2 separate regions of the Homo sapiens genome follow, and region 1 is linked to region 2. A link is a loop called in an ENCODE intact Hi-C map of the cell type or tissue named here. Cell type or tissue: Caco-2. All regions are shown on one strand.

Region 1 (5,000 bases), 81 kb after region 2:
CTTCAGGAATGGTTACATGACTTACACCGAGCAAATGGTATAGGGGAGTGGTTTACTGGAAGCGTCTAGGAAAATTCTTCCTAACTCTTCTGAGAAATTTTTCTAAAACAACCTCCCCTCCCTTTGCTTGAACACTGCCAAGCATGGATATGAGGCCATATATCTACAGACATCTTACCAGCCTCAGGATGAAGCCAACATACAGAGAAGTATAAACACCAAGACTCCTGAAAAAGAGAAATGAAGCCCAAATCATGGAAATCCTGACCAATACCTCATATCCAAATATTCCATTAAGTTAGAGAATACTTTTTTTTATTTTTAAATATGAGTTGGGTTTCTATTAAAACTGAAAGAATGTTAACAGATACAAAGGTTTAGGGCAAGCTTGCCTTCTCACAATTACTAAATTATGCACTATTAAATTCATTGTTTTTTGTTAAGATACTCTCTTCAAAGAGCCCATGTTTAAATGGAATATTTAGTAGATTAAGGCATATCTCTTGACTAAAATCTTAGTACATTATCATTGGCACCTACTAGAAAGAACACACTTGTCAGATTGATAGTTATCATCAAGAAACAGGGATTTTTTTTCATTAATTAAGCATTACTTTTAAACATAGTATTTATTGAGTGCCTACAATGTGCCCAATCATACTCTAGGCAATGAAAATACAGTAATGAACAAAACACACAAAAATCCTTGCCCTCATGAAGCTTACATGCTGGAGGGGGAAACATACAATGACATATTTATAAAATATATAGTATGCCAGATGGTGGTAAGTGTTAAGAAGTAAAATCATACAGACCAGAGAGATAGAGAGTCTGAGGATGAAAAGACAATCTAATCTCAAAAAGAGAGTCAAGGAAAGCCTCACTTCTTGTTCACATTTGAGCAAATGCCTGCAGGAAGTTAGAGAGCAAGAGCATCGCTGGGGATAGGGAGATAGCTACAGGCAAAGAGAAGAGGGTGTGTGAAATGCCCTGGAAGTGGAGATGGAAGACTTCCTGCTGTTTCCTGTATGGGGAATAGCAAGGAATGCAACAAAGCTGGGCTGCAGTGAGAAGGGAGAGTAGTGAAGATGGCATTAGAGAGGGGAACATGGGGCCATTGGCACTTAAAAGAGAAAGCAGACCAGTATCAAGTGCTGTAATATGCAAGTTATTAGAAGAGGTCTGGGTCCAGGTATACTTTGAAGATAGAGCCAACAGGATGTGTTGGTGAATCAGATGTGAGGTATAAGAGAAATATATCAGTCAAAAACAACGGCTCAAAGTTTTTCGACGTGAGCATCTGGGAAGATAGTGCTGGTAACTGAAAAGAATGTTATGGCAGAACAAACTTCTTTGGCTATGGGGAGGAGGCAGTACATTTGAGGGAGCCCGAATGTGTATTTGGACTTACTAAATTTGAGCTTCCTGTTAGATATCCGAATGGAGATGTCAAAAAAATCTGTTGATCCTAGGAGGCAGGATTCTGGAGTTCAGAGAAGAGCTCCAGATTAGAGTTGTAAATTTAGAAGTTGTCAGTGTTTTGTTGGTATTTAAAAGCATGAAGTTTGATGAAATTATCTGGAAAGTAGAGGTAGAGTATGAAAATAAGAGATCCGAGGTCTGGGCCCCACGACGACGTGATGCAAGAAAAAGTTTATTTATGTTGAGGAGAGAGGCTCATAAAACGCTGTTGCAACAGAGAAAGGATCCCTATTTCCATCTAGCCCCAAAGCTATGAGGAACAGGAATAAAGGAGATGGCACCAACATATGCCTAAATGGTTGTATGTCTTTCATTATCCCATCCGGGAAGTATATTAACATGGTCTGTAAAGTTCCAATGAAGGTTTGATTTTGTGAATGGGTCCGTTTGCTGAAAGTAACAGTAAGCCCAGACTCAAACTGGAATAAATGATAAGGTGACAGTTAACCTCACATGACAGTGAACCTGAAGGAAGAGCAGACCGAGGAGCAGGCACATGGCTCACCTCTGCCTCCCTGTGGTTCTCCTGCCCCTGCTGCCCCACATTGACTTAGGCATCAGAAAACCACCAAGATGGTCACAGCTGTTTCTGGCCTCAGAGCAATAGCAGAAAAGCAGATCTGCTCTTTGAATGTCTCAGAGCAAAATGAGTCAGAACCGGTGAGGAGCTAGAGAGCTTTACTTCAATGAATAGGTCACATAGAAGTTGACAACTTAATCAAGAAGGAAGCAATTCAAAAGTGATATTCAGCGATGTCCTTGAGCTCATTACATACAGAGTACATTTTTCAAGTACTTTTGCATTGCCTTTCTCTCTTCTATTATTTGCCTTCACATAGCCAACCTCTCAAGGACATTAACAAATTCTTTCAAACCCTTTCTCTTAGTTTTCTCCCCTATGGGCCTTCATCTGCTTCCTCAAATTTAAACCAGTTGCTTTCTGGTCCAGCTGCACAACTATCATTATGGGGATAATGTACTTTGTTACACCCCTGGATATATTTCTTGAATCCCACAAGGAAATCTTTCCTAGAAAGCTTCAGTAGGACATCTCTTCATACTTCATCGGTCAAAATTAGATCCTCTGCCTACTTCTATACCAACTAATGGCAAGAAGACAGGATGACCGTCACTAGAAAAATAAAGGTCCCTTTGACCTAGAGATAGGATTCCTCCCTGAGGAGCCGATGTCTAGAGAAATCAGGATTTTATTGTCAACAAGAAAGAAGGAATTGGATGCTGGGTATGAAGCCAACGGTATCTGATTCAATGATGAATAGAAAACTCTATTTAAAGCACACAAAAGGAGCAGTGAGTTGTAAAAAGAAGAAAATATAATTGCAAAACTAAAAAGCCATCCATTTGATTTCACAAGTTGTTGTTCATGAAATATGAAATAGCTAGAAGATTGATTGATTAGGATTTTTCTTTCTTTTTCTTTTTTTTTTTTTTTTTTTTTTTTGAGACGGGGTCTCACTCTGTTGCCAGGCTGGAGTGCGGTGGTACAATCTCGGCTCATTGCAACCTCCACCTCCTGGGCTAAAGCGATTCTAGTGCCTCAACCTCTCGAGTAGCTCGGATTACAGGCACGAGCCACCATATCCAGCTAATTTTTTTTTTATTTTTAGTAGAGATGAGGTTTCACTATGTTGGACAGGATGGCCTTGATCTCCTGACCTCGTGATCCACCCACCTCAGTCTCCCAAAGTGCTGGGACTACAGGAGTGAGCCACCGCGCCCGGCCTGATTAGGATTTTTAAAATCACTTCTAGCACCAACATTTTGACTTAAATACTATTTTGATAAAATCATGTGAATTGCTATTAAACACCAAAAAATATCACCACTTTATTTTGAGAAATCTTAGTACTTTAATGATAGCCATTTTTGGACATAAACTGGTTGCATAATTTTGTTGTTGTTGTTGTTTTTTAGATGGAGTCTCACTCTGTCACTCAGGCTGGAGTGTAGTGGCACCATCTCGGCTCACTGCAACCTCTGCCTCCCAGGTTCAAGCAATTCTCCTGCCTCAGCCTCCTGAGTAGCTGGGATTACAGGCACGTGCCACCACCCCTAGCTAATTTTTGTATTTTTAGTAGAGATGGGGTTTCACGATGTTGGTCAGGCTGGTCTCGAACTCCTGACCTCGTGATCCGCCTGCTTCGGCCTTCCAAAGTGCTGGGATTATAGACGTGAGCCACCACACCTGGCCAGTTGCATATTTTAAACATTACATTGTTCATGCCAGGTAAATGTAAAACCAAGCTTCAATTGAAAGTAATCTGATGGGTTTCAGACTATAAATTACTTAGTTTTATATCAGAAACAGTGAGCATCTGATTCTTAAAATGGAACTTAATGGAGTTACGATTAAAGTCAGTGTATGAACAGAGCCAGATTAATAGTAGATTAGGTAAATGGTGATCTCAGTCCCAAAGGCAGCTTGCAGTTTATCATATGTCTATATTTCCCTCTTTAAGTGAGAAAACTCTAAATTGATGTTTTTAAAGGCCGTAAGTCATCCCTCCAAATCTCTTCTCTTCTCATCAACCATGTATCCTGGGTCCTGTACATTCTGACCTCCACTTCACTTCATTTGCCTCTAATTTGGTCTCTGTTGCATTCATTGCATTAAGAAGGCACAAAAATACCACACATTTCGCATGTGCAGAATTGTCATTTCAATAGGAACCCTTCTCTCCTACAAAAATCAAGCTTCTATGAAGAAATATAGAAATATATGGTTCAGTTTACTCTTTCTGTCCCTGGCTAAATAATGACTAAATGTGATCTCCCATCCCTTTATAATTGATAGGCCGCTGACCTAAAATAAAAATCACTGCTATTGATTTTCTGTTGGACAAGGTTTATAGCTTGCTTGTTCTTGTGTGCTTTCGATTTATATGTGGCCATTTATTCCCCTGTTTTTTATTTGTGTTGGTTTTGTTAATAAAAAATCATTTTGTAAATAAGATTATCATTACTTATATCAATAATCAGGTTTCTCTAGTAATGAGGCTATCAGGTAATATACCAGTGTTCTTTCTCTCAGAGAAAATTATCTCTTACTCATTTTCACTTAGATTTGAAACATTCATCTCTTCTCAATTCTTTAAAGATAATTCCAAATTAATTATCAAGCTGCACCAGGTAGAAGTAACAAAAATCCTTTAAAGGGAGAAAATAGATAAACCAATTGATTCTTCATGAACTAATCAGCTAAAGTTCTTCTTTCATATTTCAAGTAGCCTTCTCAAGATCACAGCTGATATAATTCATAGGAACTATTACATCATTTTTCTTTGGAAGTTTGAAATAAAGAGTTGAAACCAGTTTCTGAGAGAAACTACTGTTATCTGATAAAATAATTTATGAGGCAATAATGAGGGAAATGTTAATGAACATTCCCAGATTATGTACATCTAGCCTTCTTTCCTGAACCTTCCTGAGTGCAAATAGATCATGTATTACTGATTCCCTAGTAATGGATAAGTCATCATTAGGACCTAAGGTGTTCC
Region 2 (5,000 bases):
TTAAACTGATTTCCTAAATCTGAACTCCAGAACTGTAGGAGAATGAACCTGTACTGTCTTAAGCCACCAAATGTGTGGTAGTTGTTACAGTAGACAATAGGGAACTAAAACAGCTAGTGATCAAAGGAAATAAAAGTAAGTGGATATAATTACTAAGTCCAGGAAAAACAAATGGTGATATATGAAAAGAAATGTGGTCACAGTGCATTATATGGAGCAAAAGAAAATATTAATATATTTATAATAAAAGTTAAATTTTATTTTAACAAAAAATTGTTATGTATATATTTTCACAGTGTAGGGGTGGGTTGCCCCTACACACCTGTGGGTGTTTCTCCTAAGGTGGGACGAGAGATTTGGAAAAGAAAAAGACACAGAGACAAAGTATAGAGAAAGAAATAAGGGGAACAGAGGAACCAGCGTTCAGCATATGGAGGATCCCGCCAGCCTCTGAGTTCCCCTAGTATTTATTCATCATTTGTGGGTGTTTCTCGAAGAGGGGGATGTGTCAGGGTCACAAGACAATTGTGGGGAGAGGGTCAGCAGACAAACACGTGAACAAAGGTCTTTGCATCATAGACAATGTAAAGGATTAAGTGCTGTGCTTTTAGATATGCATACACATAAACATCTCAATGCTTTACAAAGCAGTATTGCTGCCCGCAGGTCCCACCTCCAGCCCTAAGGCGGTTTTTCCCTATCTCAGTAGATGGAGCATACAATCGGGTTTTATACCGAGACATTCCATTGCCCAGGGACGGGCAGGAGACAGATGCCTTCCTCTTGTCTCAACTGCAAGAGGCATTCCTTCCTCTTTTACTAATCCTCCTCAGCACAGACCCTTTAAGGGTGTCGGGCTGGGGGACGGTCAGGTCTTTCCCTTCCCACGAGGCCATATTTCAGACTATCACATGGGGAGAAACCTTGGACAATACCTGGCTTTCCTAGGCAGAGGTCCCTGCGGCCTTCCGCAGTTTTTGTGTCCCTGGGTACTTGAGATTAGGGAGTGGTGATGACTCTTAATGAGCGTGCTGCCTTCAAGCATCTGTTTAACAAAGCACATCTTGCACCGCCCTTAATCCATTTAACTCTGAGTTGACACAGCACATGTTTCAGAGAGCACGGGGTTGGGGGTAAGGTTATAGATTAACAGAATCTCAAGGCAGAAGAATTTTTCTTAGTACATAACAAAATGGAGTCTCCTATGTCTACTTCTTTCTACACAGACACAGTAACAATCTGATCTCTCTTGCTTTTCCCCACACACAGCATTGGGAATGGGGAAGTGTGTACATTTTTGTGTGGGGGAAAGTGTAGAAGATAAATCTTCACTTTATGTAATAGGAAATTAGTCTACATAATAGTAGACTACATAGGTGATTAAAAAAAGGTAACAGCTTTAAGTAAATTTGTTAGAAATATGAAAGTAAGGGATTTGGATCCCAGCCAGGTATCAGACCAGCGCTGCTACTGAAAAAAAAATTTAAACTATACAAAATACAAAAATGTCAGTTTGATGGCATCAGAATACTGCTGTGGCAGCCAAGAAGTAGAGGCCAGGCCCTAGAGAGAAGGACATTTTCTGAGCTCAGTTTACTGCCTCAGCTTTTCTGTTTGGGTTGTTTGCTAACATAAGGCAAAGCAAGAGGATAAAGAGGCCAGATTGAGCATGGCTGCTAAAATGCAGAGAAACCAGCAGAGGTCTGTGTGCAGTTTGGGGTTCCCAAGGCAAATAAGACTTGAGGGATTAAGATCCTTTGGAAAAGGGAGGCCAAGTGAGACCTACTCTTGGAGTGTGTTTTCCAGTTCAGGAATGTTCTAATTCAGCTGCTCTGGCAGGCCACTAAGAAGCCAAGCAGCATGTGTCAGAAAAGCAGCCTCGCAATCCTCAGGAGCAGCAAGTGGATTCAAAACTCGAAAGGAGGTGGCTCTGGAAATACCACAGGGTCTCAGTTAGGAACCCTGGGGAACTACACCAGAGAAAAGCCACAGATAGATTGAGCCTTACAATAGAGAAAACAATAAAGAAAGCAGAGTAATAATATAAGCAGTTGGTGAATTTGTGTAGGAGATAAATGGCAAGTTTTTGTACTTCTTTGTGTTTGAAATTGATACAGGAGATAGAAAGAAATTATTTACGCAGATAATGAGGGCAAAAGAATCCTTGGTGGAATGTCCCTTGTAACAAAAAGCAGCCCAAGAAATCATTTCTTTTCTAACAAAGAGCAGCCTGAAAGATCGAGCTGCAAACATAGATAAGGAAGCTGGAAGCTTGCACAATGGAATGCCTGCAGCTGCACCGATAGGAAGGGCTGCTTGGGGCCAGGCATATCCACCATGCGGGCTCCACCTTCCCTTTTTTGTTAGGACGTGTACAGTGAGAAAGAAAGAAGCAACATGGAGGAGCCGCCTACCTGCATAACCAAAATTGGGGTGGGGGCTGCCAGAGATTTTGCACCCTATGTAGATCAGACACCGCCTCCCCACTAGCTCATCTATAAAAACCCCTGCATTTCACCATGGATCGGCAACCCATTTTTCCAGGACCCCTCTCTGTAGCAGAAAGCTATTCTCTTTCGCCTATTAAAATTCTGCCGTAAACCTCACCCTTTGTGTGTGTCCACGTCCTTGATCTCAGTGGCCATGAGACCAAGAACCTCTGGTGTCAACCCAGACAACGAGGACGCTTCAAAATTACATCACAATTTTAAAAAGTGTGTGTGTGTGTGTGTGTGTGTGTGTGTGTAAGGAGACAGAAAGGGAAAGAATTAAAAAGCAAGAAAATTAACAAAAATATGGGAGGGTAAATGAAGTGAAAGTGTTCTAAGGTCATATGTTGTCTACTGTTAAAAAAAATTAACAAATCCCTTTTCCTTTCTGGAGGAGAAATTCATCTTTATTAACTTTCAGGCTCTGTGCCCCTGGAAACCAGGTGTGGCTTATTTGAGTCTCACAAATATGATTTTTAGCTGAGCCTAAAGTCCTTGCAGCTGCTCATGGAATATTTAACCTGACTTGACCTTCTGCTGCATTATAAAGAAAGGCTCAAATCATTTCAAAGCATTCAAATTATGTGTGTTTTCTGAAAGCATGAAATTAATATCAAGGTAAGAATCAATAAGAAAATATAACCAAAATGTTTACAAATTGAAGATAATAATGTTGAAAATTAGAAAATATTTTAAACTAAATGGAGATGGGATAGATATGCCACAACCTGTGGGATACAGCTTAAGCTGTGCTTGTTAGATTTATAAATATCATTTACAATTTATATATGCTTATCTTAGAAAAAGAAGAGAGGTGAAAACCAATGACCTCAGGCTTCATCTCAAGACCTTGAAATATGTATAAAAGAAATTAAATCCAAAATTAAACATCTTCTCACAAAGAATATCCAAGCCCATACAATTTTGCTAAATTTATATAAAAGATATAAAACTTATTTTATGAAGCAGTAATAACCTTAATAGCAAAACCTGAGAAATACATCACAAGAAAGGCAAATTATAAGCCAGTCTCTTTCATGAACATAAATGCAGAAATCCTAAACATAATATTTGAAATAAAATTCAGTTAGTGATATACCAAAAAAAAGAAACTATTTCATGATAAAGTTACATTTATTTCAGGAATGGAAGATAGTTTTATTATCCAACTCAGTCAGTGTAACTTTCCACAGCAACAGAAAAAAAAGAAAATATGAAGGTCTCAATAGAAGTAGAAAAACATATATTTATAATAAATCCAATACCTACTTATGTTTTAAAACTTGCAAAAAAAGCAATAGTTTATTTATATGTGTTGCAAATAAAGAGTATTTATATAATTCTTGTAACAAACATCATACTTAAAGTTGAAATATTAAAAGCTTTATTCCTGATATCTGAAATGAAAAAAATTGTCCATTCACACCAGTTTGACTAAATATGTCATTGGAGGTCCTATCCATTACAACAAGGCAAAAGAAAAAATACACATATAAGGCTTGAAAGAGAAGACATAAAATAATCATTATTTACAGATAGCATGTTTGGATACATAGAGTAACCCATGGAATCTATCGCAAACTATTAGAATTAATAAGATAATTTAGCAAGGTCTCTGGATACAAGATTAATCGAGCTATTAATTTTATGTCTTCATACTAACAATAGTAATTAGACAATAAATATAAACTAGAAAATTAATTTATATTAGCATTAAAATATCAACTACTTAGGAACAAATCTAATGAAAAATATATCTTAAACAGGAAACTACAACTTATTACTGAAGAAAATAAGACAGAGAAATGAAGGAGGATTCCAACCTTGTGCATTAATGGATACAATTTGTAAAGATGTCAAATATCTGCAAATTTATCTAGAGTTTCGGGAAATTCAATTTCAATCTCAGAAAATATTTATGGAAATTGACAAGCTGATATTCAAAGATATGTGGAAACGTAAAGGCCAAGAATAGGTAATAGAATCTTGAAGAAGAAAGCCGATGCTAGAGGACTGCACTGCAAAATACTGGAATTGATTAAAAGACAGTAATTAAGTTAGTAACAGTGATTTATGACAAATTTGACACTTAAATTTACTGGGAAAAGGATAGATTTTTCAATAAGTGGTACTGAGCCAAGTGGATATCAATATGCTGAAAAAAATTAATCTTGGCCCCTTTCACCATGTACAAAACTGTTTAGGTTTATATATTACTAAAGCTTTAGGAAAATACTTTCATGATCTTGGAGATGGCAAATACTTGGTAAAGGAAATGAAAAGACCAAAGGAAAAGTTTAATAAATTGGCATCTATTAGGATTAAGAACATTTATTTATCAAAAGACATTAGGGGAATAAATCCACAAGCCACAGAATGTATTTGCATTATCCATCTTTGACAAAGGATTTATACCCTCAAATATGTAAAATATTTCTTAAAGTATGTAAGTAATCAATTGTTAGTCTAATATTTTTAAAAGGGCAAATGAAGAAATTCTTAAAGAAGCAT

Evidence for each region. Peaks named below come from ENCODE experiments on the same cell type or tissue, not always from the same donor. Only the 100,000 strongest peaks of a DNase experiment are listed, where the experiment ranks them.
Region 1: a loop joins it to region 2, with 6 times the contacts of the local background. A loop is called at or near these places in 3 of 110 quality-filtered maps.

What each region holds. Positions count from the first base shown.
Region 1 is chr18:2,081,863-2,086,862 of GRCh38, forward strand. All of the region lies in intron 2 of LOC105371956 (a long non-coding RNA gene), which reads right to left. Among named protein-coding and RNA genes, the nearest start is that of METTL4, 490 kb to the right of the region's middle. RefSeq lists an enhancer at 768-1,269. In Caco-2, a CTCF peak has its summit at 2,017; no DNase peak of the experiment used is centred here.
Region 2 is chr18:2,000,518-2,005,517 of GRCh38, forward strand. No RefSeq gene overlaps it. Among named protein-coding and RNA genes, the nearest start is that of METTL4, 570 kb to the right of the region's middle. In Caco-2, no CTCF peak of the experiment used is centred here; a DNase peak (open chromatin) is centred at 2,304; H3K4me3 peaks cover 298 bases.